Regions from separate parts of the Homo sapiens genome. Here region 1 is linked to region 2. The links are chromatin loops, found by intact Hi-C in ENCODE. Cell type or tissue: MCF 10A. All regions are shown on one strand. Links, peaks and the distances in the headings refer to the core of each region. The heading gives the core; the rest is flanking DNA.

Region 1 (5,000 bases), core at 1-5,000, 760 kb before region 2:
TCTCATTGGTTTCAAAGAACTTCTTTATTTCTCCCTTAAATTCATTATTTACCCAGTAGTCATTCAGGAGCAGGTTGTTCAGTTTCCATGTAGTTTTGTGGTTTTGAGTGTGTTTCTTAATCCTGAGTTCTAACGTGATTGCACTGTGGTCCGAGAGACTGTTTGTTGTGATTTCCATTCTTTTGCATGTTTTACTTCCAATTATGCGGTTGATTTTAGAATAAGTACGATGTGGTGCTGAGAAGACTGTATATTCTGTTGATTTGGGGTGGAGAGTTCTGTAGATGTCTATTAGGTCCACATGCTCCAGAGCTGAGTTCAAGTCCTGAATATCCTTGTTAATTTTCTGTCTTGTTAATCTGTCTAATATTGACAGTGGGGTGTTAAAATCTCCCATTATTATTGTGTGGGAGTCTAAGTCTCCTTGTGGGTCTCTAAGAAGTTGTTTTATGAATCTGAGTGCTCCTATATTGGGTGCATATGTATTTAGGATGGTTAGTTCTTCTTATTGCATTAGATCCCTTTATTATTATGCAATGCCCTTCTTTGTCTTTTTTGATCTTTGTTGGTTTAAAGTCTGTTTTGTCAGAGACTAGGATTGTAACCACTCCTTTTTTTTTTTTTTTTTTTTTGCTTTCCATTTCCTTGGTAAATCTTCCTCTATCACTTTATTTTGAGTCTATGTGTGTCTTTGCATGTGAGATGGGTCTGCTGAATACAGCACACCAATGGGTCTTGACTCTTTATCCAATTTGCCAGTCTGTTTCTTTTAACTGGGGCATTTAGCCCATTTACATTTAAGGTTAATATTGTTATGTGTGAAATTGATCCTGTAATTATGATGCTAGCTGGTGTTTTTTGCCCATTAGTTGATGCAGTTTCTTCATAGTGTCGATGGTCTTTACACTTTGGTTTGTTTTTGTAGTGGCTGGTACTGTTTTTTCCTTTCCATATTTAGTGCTTCCTTCAGGAGCTCTTGTAAGGCAGGCCTGGTGGTGACAAAATACCTCAGCATTTGCTTGTCTGTAAAGTATTTTATTTCTCCTTCACTTATGAAGCTTAGTTTGGCTGGATATGAAATTCTGGGTTGAAAATTCTTTTCTTTAAGAATGTTGAATATTGGCCCCCACTCTCTTCTGGCTTGTAGGGTTTCTGCAGAGAGATCCAATGTTAGTCTGATGGGCTCCCCTTTGTAGATAACGCAACCTTTCTCTCTGGCTGTGCTTAACATTTTTTCCTTCATTTCAACCTTGGTGTATCTGATGATTATGTGTCTTGAGGTTGATTTTCTTGAGGAGTATCTTTGTGGTGTTCTCCGTATTTCCTGAATTTGAATGTTGGCCTGTCTTGCTAGGTTGGGGAAGTTCTCCTGGATAATATCCTGAAGTGTGTTTTCCAACTTGCTTCCATTCTCCCCGTCACTTTCAGGTACAGCAATCAAATGTAGGTTTGGTCTTTTCACATAGTCCCATATTTCTTGGCTGCTTTGTTCATTCCTTTTCATTCTTTTTTCTCTAATCTTGTCTTCACGCTTCATTTCATTAAGTTGATCTTCAGTCTCTGATATCCTTTCCTCTGCTTGATCGATTTAGCTATTGATACTTGTGTACGCTTCACGAAATTCTTGTGCTGTGTTTTTCAGCTCCATCAGGTCATTTATGTTCTTCTCTAAACTGGTTATTCTTGTTAGCAGTTCCTGTAACCTTTTTTCAGGGTTCTTAGCTTCATTCCATTGGGTTAGAACATGCTCCTTTAGCCTGGAGGAGTTTGTTACTACCCACCTTCTGAAGCCTACTTCTGTCAATTCGTCAAACTCATTCTCCATCCAGTTTTGTTCCCTTGCTGGTGAGGAGTTGTGATCCTTTGGAGAAGTGGCATTCTGGTTTTTGGAATTTTCAACCTTTTTGTGCTGGTTTTTCCTCATCTTCGTGGATTTATCCACCTTTGGTCTTTGCTGTTGGTGACCTTTGGATGGAGTTTTTGCGTAGTTATCCTTTTTGTTGATGTTGATGCTATTGCTTTCTGTTTTTTCCCTTCTAACAGTCAGGCCCCTCTTCTGCAGGTCTGCTGGAGTTTGCTGGGGGTCCACTCCACACCCTGTTTGCCTGGGTGTCACCAGCAGATGCTGCAGAACAGCAAAACATTGCTGCCTGCTCTTTCCTCTGGAAGCTTCATCCCAGAGGGGCACCCGCCAGATGCCAGTTGGAGCTCTCCTGTATGAAGTGTCTGTCAACACCTGCTGGGAGGTATCTCCCCATCAGAAGGCAGGGGGGTCAGGGACCCACTTGAGGAGGCAGTCTGTCCCTTAGCAGAGCTCGAGCACTCTGCTGGGAGATCCGCTGCTCTCTTCAGAGCTGGCAGGCAGGAACATTTATGTCTGCTGAAGCTGTGCCCACAACCGCCACTTCCCCCAGGTGCTCTGTCCCAGGGAGATGGGAGTTTTATCTATAAGCTCTGAGTGGGGCTGCTGCCTTTCTTTCAGAGTTGCTGAGCTTAGAGAAGAGGAATCTAGAGAGGCAGTCAGTCTGGCTACAGTGACTTTGTGGCACTGTGGTTTTTTTAATGTCAAAAGTACAGAATATAAATTCCACAAATTGTGACAGTCAACTTGATGTTGATTCTGAAATAAATTTAAATTGCATTATTAAAAGATGGTTTGTGGCCCAGTGCGGTGGCTTACTCCTGTAATCCCAGTACTTTGGGAGGTTGAGGTGGGCGGATCACAAGGTCAGGAGATTGAGACCATCCTAGCCAACATGGTGAAACCCCATCTGTACTAAAAATACAAAAATTAGCTGGGCATGGTGGTGCGTGCCTGTAATCCCAGCTACTCGGGAGGCTGAGGCTGGAGAATCACTTGAACCAGGGAGTTGGAGGTTGCGGTGAGCCGAGATCGCGCCACTGCACTCCAGCCTGGCAACAGAAGGGGACTCTGTCTCAAAAAAATAAAATAATAAAATAAAATAAAAAGATGGTTTGTGAGTACTTAGGAATTGGTCACTAGGAGGCAGCATTAGCTCACTAAAAAACAATTCATGCCAGAAAAGAATTAGTTTCCTGACCTAGAAATTACAAATAGACCTTGTTAGAGGAGTGCTATAGACAGTGTTTTGGTATTTAAGCAAAGCATTTGGCAAAGTCTTTTATGGCATCATTTTGAGTAAATTGTATGACATGGTTATGTAGATTTTTGATTCAAGTATACTTACAGAACATGAAGTAATGGATTAATGCCAGCCTTTAGAGAAATCTGTACTGGCATGCCATGAGGCTTTTTTCCTCCAGTCCATTCTATTCACATTTTTATTAATGTCTAGGAGAAAATATTTGTTATTCTGGTAAAGTATGTGAATGACAGAAACTAGAGAAATTAGAGTTCTTGGTATATTGGTTGATCAAATGAGAATCCAAAAGTATCTCCATAGTCTAGAACAGGGTTTGGCAAACTACAGCCTATGGGCTAGATCCATCTGGCAGCCTGCTTTTTGTACAGCTCTCAAGCTAATAATGGCTTTTATGTTTTCAAAGCATTGTAAAAAAAAAAAAAAAGAACAACAAAGAAGGATATGAGATAGAGATCACATACAGCTCACAAAGCCTAAAATATTTACCATACTATCTGACCCTCTACAGAAAAAGTTTGTTTATGCCTAGTCTAGAAAAGTAAGCAGAATTTAACAACATAAAAAATAGATGAATTGAACATCCTGGACTTTATTCCATAACAACAATCAAGCAAAACAATTCTTAGCACAAATTCAGTATTATACAAGATTAGACTTAGCAGCGTGTGTTAAAGTGACTTGGAATTGCTAAATTCAAGTTCAATTAATTATGAGATGTGATTATTAAAAGTTAATATGGCTTAAAACAATATTCATTTATAGAAAAAGAGAATTCAGACAATGGAGACAGTCCCATCCCATTTTTTTCTACAGTGGTCAGATTACACCTGAACTATTACTAGTTTTAGAGGGCAGACAATAAACTAGAGCATTTCCAAAGAATCTGACATGATTAGTTGACAAAGGAGAAGACATAAGGAAGATATCCCAGTGATCTTCACCTGTTTTCACAACTATTCAAAAAAAGAGAGAACAGACACATGTTGAGGGGCTAGAACAAGGACCCTTATATAGAAAATTCTGGGAGGCAGAATTTTCCTTTTTATTTCTAAGGCAGCATTTTGTGAATGCAGGCAGTATTCTCACAATTCTGAAACAGGGTTGGGCGTGGTGGCTCATGCCTGTAATCCTAGCACTTTGGGAGGCCAAGGTGGGCAGATCACTTGAGTCAGGAGTTTGAGACCAGCTGGCCAACATGACAAAACCCTGTCTCTACAAAAAATACAAAAAATTTAGCCGAGTGTGGAGGCACACGCCTGTAGTACCAGAGACTTGGGGGACTGAGGCAGGAGGATCGCTTGAACCCAGGAGGTCAAAGCTGCAGTGAGCCAAGATCTCGCCACTGCACTCAAGCCTGGGGGACAGAATGAGATCCTGTCTCAAAACAAAACAACAACACAATTCAGAAACAAACAATGTCTAAAGTTTTCACCTCAAGCTCACATTTAATTGGCTTAGTGTGAACTTGTTTACAATTTGCTCTCCAAAAAAAAAAAGGAGCTCATCTCATGTGTACGTTTTCTGTTTTGGTAGACATTACTAATGTTCACCAATATGCTCTGGTTCTCCTCCTTTTTGACATGTGGGAAGATGTTTGGCCAATGAAATGTGAGCAGAAATAATGTATATCATTTCCAGGCAGAAGCATTTAAAAGCATGATTCTCATGCTTCCTTCCCATGTGGTAGTCACTGCGGAAGCCTATATAAAGTTGAGGATGCCATCAGATCATAGCACTCAGGAATACTTAGCCACTACATTGAAGACAGGTGCAGTGTTCTTTGCGTGATCAAGAAATAAACTTTTTTAAAGTCATAAGCCAGTGAAAGTTTTGAAGTTGTTACAGCAGCATAACCTATCCTGTTCTGACTATTTC
Region 2 (8,664 bases), core at 2,253-7,252:
GTGGAGTCTGCAGGGGGAGCCCAGCTGGAGTTTGGGCCACTCCAGCCCCTCTGTGCAGTTTCTGATTCTACAGGCCAGAGCTCTGGGAAGGCCCATTGTAGGAACGCGGCTGAAAAAATGAGTTTAAGAAAAAGTTCTTATATTTTAGTGGTACCTACTGAAAAGTTGAAGGATACATATTTGCAATGTGACACAAGAGAAGCCATGAGCTGATCCTTGTTGAAGCTGAGCAATGGGTACATGGGGGTTTATTATATTGTTCACACCACTTTTGCATATGTATACATTTTTCCATAACAAATTATAAAAAGTTAAATTTAGGAATTCTATAAACCGAAGGTGCAAAGAGCCAGTGGCCATCACAGGTCCACTATGTACATAGCACTTAAAACAGGACCTTCGGCTGGGCGCAGTGGCTCACGCCTGTAATCCCAGCACTTTGGGAGGCTGAGGCAGGCGGATCATCTGAGGTCAGGAGTTCAAGACCAGCCTGACCAACATGGTGAAACCCCGTCTCTACTAAAATACAAAAATTAGCAGAGCATGGTGGTGAATGCCTGTAATCTTAGCTACTCAGGAGGCTGAGGCAGGAGAATTGCTTGAACCCAGGGGGCAGAGGTTGCAGTGAGACGAGATCGCACCATTGCACTCCGGCCTGGGCAACAAGAACGAAACGCCATCTCAAAAAAAAAAAAAAGGTACCTTCTCTAAACCAGTCCTCCTTTGGATTGTGGGTTTCCAGGTGCCAAGGGTAGCTGAAGAAATTCTATTTCCAGATGCCACCCTTTCTTCTCCTGTTAACTCCAACACCTTGTTCCTTGCCCCCTTCTCCTTTCGTACCCGCCTCCTGAGTACACACTAGAAATCACAGGTCTGACCCCTATGGGCCTCATGAACTTGAACAAGTTCCCTCCCATCTCTGAGCCACTCTGAAAAATGGGGATTATAACATCTGCTGTGCAATGTTGTGACGATTAAATTTGACAGTGCACGTGCGGTATCTAACACAGCCCACAGCCTCAGATGCCCAGGAACTCAGGAAGGTCATAGAAGTGAATGAAGCTGACCAGGTACATGAGAAAATCATGTGACCCTCTTAGCTTTAGCTTTGCCACTTGTAGTAGACATGTAAGTAGAGAGAATTATAAGAAAAATTCTGGGCCAGGTGCAGTGACTAACACCTGTAATCCCAGCACTTTGGGAGGCTGAGGCAGGCAGATCGCTTGAGCTCAGGAGTTTGAGACCAGCCTGGGCAACATGGCAAAACCCCATCTCTTAAAAAAAAAAAAAAAAAAAAAAATATATATATATATATATATATATATATATATATACACACACACACACACACACACACACACACACACAAGCCAGGCATGGTGGTACATGCCTATAGTCCCAGCTACTCAGGAGGCTGAAGCAGGAGGATTCCTTGAGCCCAGGAGGTTGAGGCTGCACTGAGCCAGGATCACACCACTGCACTCCAGCCTGGGCGATGGAGCAAGACCCTGTCTCAAAAAAAAAAGGGGAGGGCTGGGAGGGGAGAAAAAATTGGATAAGAAAAAGAACAATGCAAGTATGATAAATGATATAAATCACCCATATTCATAAATAAAGGGGTAATAAACTGAGACTTAACCTCAGTGTTGGGGGGCAACAGGGAGGGGTGGGGACTGGGGCAAATCAGAGCATATAGGGTCCATCTGAGAGGGACAGCCATCCTGGGCTCCAGCCGATTGCTGCCATGAGGGAGTGTGAAGCCAATGTTAACATGTCTTCCTGGTTTATAAGAGAAGCCAGAACTCTTAAATTTTTTATGTGAAATATTTCAATTCTTAAATTTGGGCTCAGTTATTTTTTTTAATAACACTACAGAAGCCAAACTAAACCCATTTATGGGCCAAAATCAGCTCGTGGGCTGCCAGCGTGCAACCTCTCACCTAGATAATGGTATATAATATAAATACGTTTCCCTTCCCCCCTTTTTTCTCTTCCTCCTCTTTCTCCTTTCCCTCCCATTTTCCACATCCTTTTCACCTAACCAGCCCCCACCCTACATTTCTATACTAAGTCCAAGTGATAGAAGGGATTAGGGTGGGTTGAAGCAGTGATTAAGCCCAAGGGGATGTAATCTAGATGCCTAATGGCGCCCCAGGGCCTGGATCATTGCCTGGCACATAGTGGATCCTGTCAAAAACCTTGATGAATGAAGAAGCCAGAAACTGGGGGAGTCAGTTCTGTTTCTTGTGCACACCCTGGGCTTACCCAAAGAACTGTCTGATTTTTCTCAACAGCCCTGAGAAGTCGTTCTGGACGCTCCATCATCAATGGGAACTGGGCAATTGATCGACCAGGAAAATACGAGGGCGGAGGGACCATGTTCACCTACAAGCGTCCAAATGAGATTTCGAGCACTGCCGGAGAGTCCTTTTTGGCGGAAGGTCCCACCAACGAGATCTTGGATGTCTACGTGAGTTTGGATGTTTCTGGACTGTTCTTTGGATTTTGAATCTTGTCACTTCTAAGGAACATACTCTGAACAAATAAGCAACAAATCATTGCCCATACTCAATAAAAACCCTTTGAGCAGAGCCTGTTGGAGGCACTCCTTGAATGCTTGGCGTTCATCTTTGCCTTTACTTCTGAATGGGCCCAGCTCACAGCAACCTCCAACTCCACCAGATGCTTATTACCTTCGGAGTTTATTGACCCAGTAAAACCAATTTTACTTGTTGAACCAAATCAGAGGCAAAACATGCCCTTTATTTCATGAGCATTGGATCTCCTCCAGGCACTTTCCTTATACTGCTAATTTGGCATGTTTTCTTTTTATGGCAAAAGAAAGCAAGAGCCTAAAGGAAGGCAGGACCGCTCCCAGCTCCCAGCCCTGTTCAGACTCTGAGAGCAAATGAAGAAAGGAGAGCTCCAGAGCCCTCCAGATGAAACAATAAAGCTGAGAGTCACAGTAGAGAGATTTACTAGAAGCTCCCTGCTTCATAGAAGACAAAACCTTAATTTCTTTTACGTGAAACTAAGATATTAAATTGCTCAAGAGTTTTAAATGGTCCTTACGTTCAAAGGAAACCACTAGAATTCAATCTTCTTAAAAGACCAGGAAATAAAGGGTGATAAGACATAAAAGCTTGAAATAACATTTTGATAAAAAGATTGAGATCACCCATGAATATACACATTATTTCTGTCCCCAAAGCTGAGCTGATTAACATATTTGCTGTGTCAGAGTTTTAGAAATATTATTAATTGCATTGTCATTACTTCTCCACCTACACACAGTTCTATGTCCTTTCCTCTTGGGCCTAGTAGACTCGAAATTACAAAGGAAGCCTTGTTGTAGTTTATTTTGGATTTTTTTTTTAGACTGTCCAGTTGGTTGGTTGAATCTGAATATATTTTAAATGGCATCAGAGGTAAAAACTCAGGTTGTTAAAGGCCTACTGTGGGTGGTCTAGGAATGGAAGCCAACAGCAATTTCATAAACGGGACAAGGTTTTGCACTGGCAGAATGCTCAGGCAGAAGAGGCACCAGAGAGGGAGGGAGGATTTCCAGCCACAGACCGAGAGGAAGATTGTGTGAAAAGGGAGTGAGGGGATGAGGGATACACAGCAGGAACCTGAGGTCACACAACCGTGTCCCTTGGGGATTCAGTGCCCACCACGTTTCTGCAACGCCGATGGTTTGATATTGGTTCCTGGGTAGGAGAATCCCAGGGGTTCTCAGGTCTGCCTTCCTTTGGGTAATTTATAAAATGAAGACCCATTTCATCAGTAGGGAGTGGCAAGAGATCATGGCATAAACAGGAAGAATAGACACAGGACCCACCATGCAGGAGTGACTCAGAGATGCTTCTAGCTGGAAAGGACCTTTGAAAGTGACATGATTCTAACCTCTTCCTTCCCCAAGGAAGAAATCAAAAACTGCAGGGTGAAGGGGCTTGCTCTAGGTTACACAGCTGGTCAATAGGAGAGCTGCTTTATAAAGCAGCAGAGACAGAAACATCAAACCCGACCGTGTCTCCTTGCACGGCTCATATTTACACTGTGGATTCTCATTCTGCTGCTGGGTTTAGCCCACCACCCTGCTCCCCATCAGGAAATCCATGGGCAGCAAAGACTGTGTGCTCTAAATCCAATAGGGAGGGACGTATTCTGTTGGGCCATGCTCATTTAATATGTTTTCAGCCCAGACAATGTTCAGCTGCTGACTTCCACAGTCCTACGTAGATTCCTGCTTGCCATCCTATTTTTGTCATCATTCCTAAGAGAATATGACCCAGCAAGAGTTGGGTCGCTTCTACTTGTTTTCCTGGCCCCATGTCTTTGTGTTTCTGGGGCTTTCCCTGAATAAGAGGGAGGGACCTGGGGGCCAGCCTCACCAGCCAGGTCAAGAACTTTGAGGGAACCTAAAGCATCCCGGGGTGGCTCTGTCCAGGAGGTCTGCTGCTTGTTCGCATGACTTTGTCACGCCACCTAGTGTTAAAACAGTTCTCCTGCAGTGTACACGTATTTATCTGTGTTGGATGTTTCAAGAGCACTGAGCAAAATCTAAGGACAGAAAGGTTCTGCTACCGTTGCTCCATCTTCTCCTTTGGAGTTTAGAAAATCTTGACTCTTAGCTTAGTCTTCTTCTGATTTGCTCGGCCTAAGTTCTTCATTCTTCAAAAGTAAATGACAAAAAGCCATCCAGGAATAACTTTGTTTAATCTGCCACAGGTTCACTGATATTACTGGATGCGTACTAGAGTGAACCAACCCAGTCATTTCTCAGTAGTTCTGCAAATGCCATTGAAACCCAGAAGGGGTGTGCATACGTGCCAAGTGCGGTAACACTGATTTTTGTGTCAGCAGATGATACACCAGCAGCCAAACCCAGGCGTGCACTACGAGTACGTGATCATGGGGACCAACGCCATCAGCCCCCAGGTGCCACCCCACAGGAGACCAGGTAGAATCCCTTGTCTTGTGGCCGGGGACTCTGGTCATTTCCTTGTAAAGCCTTCTCTCTCTCAATTCTTGTGCATCCACCCTCTGTCTCTCGGTCAACACAGAGAAAATTGAGGGACGCATATTTCAAAGCCAAGGGGCCTTGACATTGGAGCAGGCTTCACCATTTGTCTGAGCCTTCACTGATGAGACTGTTTCATTCACTCGATTCCAAAATGGCATGAGCATCCTGGGTCTGCCCTGCCAGTTCAACATTTGAAATGCTTTATACTAGTTTCCAGGCCAGACAAGGGGGCTCATGCCTGTAATCCTAGCACTCTGGGAGGCCGACGCAGGTGGATCGCTTGGGCCCAGAGGTTCAAGACCAGCCTGTGCAACATAATGAAACCCCTGTCTCTACAAAAAAAATTACAGAAATTAGCCAGGCATGGTGGTGTGTGCCTGCAATCCCAGCTACTCAGGAGGCTGAGGTGGGAGAATCATCTGAGCCCAAGGAGGTTGGGGCTGCAGTGAGCCGTGATCAGACCACTGAACTCCAGCCTGGACAACAGAGTGAGACCCTATCTCAAAATTAAGAAAAAACAACACAAATTTACTTTCTTAGAGCTCTGGAGGTTAGAAGTCTGAAGTGGGTTTCATTGGGACAAAATGAAGGTGTCATCAGGGCCCCTCTCTCTCCAGAGGCTCTAGGAGAGAACCCACTTCCTCGCCTTTTCCAACTTCTAGGAGCCACCTGCCTTCCTTGGTTCCTGGCCCCTTCCTCCACCTTCAAAGCCAGCAGGGTGGCACTTTCAAATCTCTCTCTGACCCTGGCCTCATCACATCTCCTCTCTGACTCTCATCTTCCTCTCTCTTTCCTTTATAAGGACCCTTCAGATTACACTGGGCCCACCCAAGTAATCCAGGATAATCTCTCCTTCTCAAAATCTGTAATTTAGTCTCACCTGCAAAGTCCATTTTTGCTATGTAAGGTAGCATGTTCACAGATTCCAGGGATTAGGATGTGGACATCTTTAGGGGGCCATTATCTGTCTACTATATGCCTTTTCTCTTGGTTCCCCTTTTGTTTCTGTTAATAATACTTTGACCTATAAGACAAGAATAATGAGTTCACACCTAACAATCCATGTTGAGTCTTCCTGGTGGGCTCTGCTTATGGACAGAGCAGGCAGCTTTCTCTCGGCTGGCACTGGGCATGGGACTGCTCTCTGAGTCTGCAGACATTTCTCTACCGGAGGATGATGGAGCCCACCACCCAAATGCAGGCAGTCTTTTCCTTCCTTAAAATAGGAAGGTCTGCAGAAGTATTCATGGTAATTATAGCTCACACACATTGAGTCCTTGCTGTGTGCAAGGGCTTAGAAACTGCTGTGCTGAGCTCTTTGCGTAGATTAGTTCTTTGAATTCTCATGACAGAGGGAGGTACTTGGAGGGAAGTACTATTATTAGCCTTATTTTAAGAGTAAGGAAATGGAAGCTTAGGAAGAGTAAGTTAATAATTGTCCTGATCTCACACCTGGGCAGTGACCTGAGGAGGGCCTGTGTGACCATACTTTGTGCTTGTTATATCACTGAGAGGTTACTTGGTCCAATCCCTACCCTAGGAGGAAATAAAGGCACAAGTGCCAAACCCGCCCCATCCATTCTTCTCTGAACTTTGGACGGGATAACCAGGTTATCTGATTGCTACAGACTGGGGAGGACAACAGCTGGGTGCATCCCCAGAACATGGGGTGGGTGTGTTGTCCAAACTCCAAGTCAGCAAACTCAGCACAACAGAGAATTTTTATGTCATGTCCAGAAGCAATCCACAGTTTGAGAAACCAAGTTTGGGTAAGATTTCTGGGGTCCATTGCTGGTTTACAGGGATAATCAGACAGACTATTTGAAATCTATCAGGATGATGATGATTTCTGTCAGGCCTGATGGGGCTCAGCTCATGAATAGCATGGGGGTTCTGGGATCAGCTCCCTGGGACAGGGCAGGCCTGGAGGGGTCACCTGTAAAAAGTTGGTAAGCAGGGGCATTGTCACCAGGCTTCCTCTTCCATGTCAATGGAGTCTGGAGGCAGAGTTGGAATCCAGCTCTGCACCTTTTTGCTGTGCACCCTCAGGCGGGTCAGCAACCTCTCTGAACACACACCCAGTCTACAAAATAGAAGAAAAACCCTATAAGGTGGTTTTTGGCAGGGGAGAGGACATGGGAAGAGATTGAATAAATTAGTTGTCCATCCTAGCATAGAGCCCAGAACAAGGCACTGAAAAGACTTCTTAAATTTTTTTGTCCAACAACATCTTGGACAGTTCTCATTTATGTCAACATGCCTGGTCCTGATTTTGTTGGTCATATTTGCATGTCATATTTTAAACCATGAAGCATAATAACCAACTAAGTAAGAAAGCCCTGGCAAAAAAGCTGAGAGGTCTGGTGCAGTGGATCACGCCTGTGATCCCAGCACGTTTGGAAGCCGAGGTGGGCAGATTGCTTGAGCCCAGGAGTTCGAGACCAGCCTGGACAAAATGGCAAAACCCCATCTCTGCTAAAAGTACAAAAAGCAGCTGGATGTGGTGGCACTCACCTGTAATCCCAGGTACTCAAGAGACTAAGACACGAGAATCACTTGAACCCAGGAGACACAGGGTGCAGTGAGCCTCCTGCACTCCAGCCTGGGTGACAGAGTGAGACTCTGTCTCCAAAAAAAAAAAAAAAAAAAAAAATTGCTGAGAAAGCCCTAATTGTTGTTGTTGTTGTTGTTGTTGTTGTTGTTGTTATTGCTGAAATGGGGTCTCGCTATGTTGCCCAGGCTGGTCTTGAACTCCTGGGCTCAAGCAATCCTCCTGCCTCAGCCTCCCAAAACGTTGGGATTACAGGCATGAGCCACCTCACCCAGCCCCCTTGTAGTTTTAACTGTGTTCTACAGTAACCCTAGAATTTGCCTCCTTATTTTCTATTAAAATGAGACATACTTGAACAATATTCAGTCAAAATAGAAATATATACAGTCAAAAGCAACTGCCACATAATTGCCAAAACTTGGAAGCAACCAAGAAGTCCTTCAGTAGGTGGATAGACAAAAACTAATGGAATATTATTTAGGGCTAGAAATAAATGAGCCATCACGTCACAAAGAGACATGGAGAAACCTTCCATGCATATTACTAAGTGAAAGAGGCCACTCTGAAAAGACTACCTATTGTTTGATTCCAACTATATGACATTCTAGAAAAGTTAAAACTATGGAGACAGTAAAAAGGTCAGTGGTTGCCAGGGGCTGGGAGGACAGAGGGATGAAAAGGTGGAACAGGGAGGATTTCAGGGCGGTGAAACTACTCTGTGTGATATTACACTGGCGGATGCATGTCACTGTGCACTTGTCCAGACCCACAGAATGTGCACCCCCAAGTGTGAACCCTCGTATGGACTATGAACTCTAAGCAATAATGACATGTCCGTGTAGGGTCATCAGTTACACATGTACCAGTCTGATGTGGGATGATGGTAGTAAGGGACCCTGTGCCTGTGTGGTGGGAGGAGGTGTGTGGGAACTCTGTACTTCTACTCACTTTTGCTGTGAACCTAAAACTGCTCTAAAAAAAAAAAAAAGCCTATTAAAAAAAAAAAAAGTCCACAGCTCCCAACCCCATGCCCTTCCCAGAGGGAGTCTAACCCTTTGGTGGGATTTTGCCTAGCCCTTTTCTATGC

The links. Hi-C counts contacts between places; a loop is a spot of excess contacts. Peaks named below come from ENCODE experiments on the same cell type or tissue, not always from the same donor. Only the 100,000 strongest peaks of a DNase experiment are listed, where the experiment ranks them.
Region 1: a loop joins it to region 2, with 11 times the contacts of the local background. A loop is called at or near these places in 6 of 110 quality-filtered maps.

What each region holds. Positions count from the first base shown.
Region 1 is chr15:70,971,187-70,976,186 of GRCh38, forward strand. All of the region lies in intron 9 of LRRC49 (leucine rich repeat containing 49), which reads left to right. Among named protein-coding and RNA genes, the nearest start is that of LRRC49, 81 kb to the left of the region's middle. In MCF 10A, for the core only: a CTCF peak has its summit at 2,990 (motif pointing right); no DNase peak of the experiment used is centred there.
Region 2 is chr15:71,726,255-71,734,918 of GRCh38, forward strand. It overlaps THSD4 (thrombospondin type 1 domain containing 4), which reads left to right. Exons shown (of 18, transcript NM_024817.3): 9 at 2,295-2,470; 10 at 4,867-4,963. Among named protein-coding and RNA genes, the nearest start is that of THSD4-AS2, 39 kb to the left of the region's middle. In MCF 10A, for the core only: a CTCF peak has its summit at 4,505 (motif pointing left); a DNase peak (open chromatin) is centred at 4,467.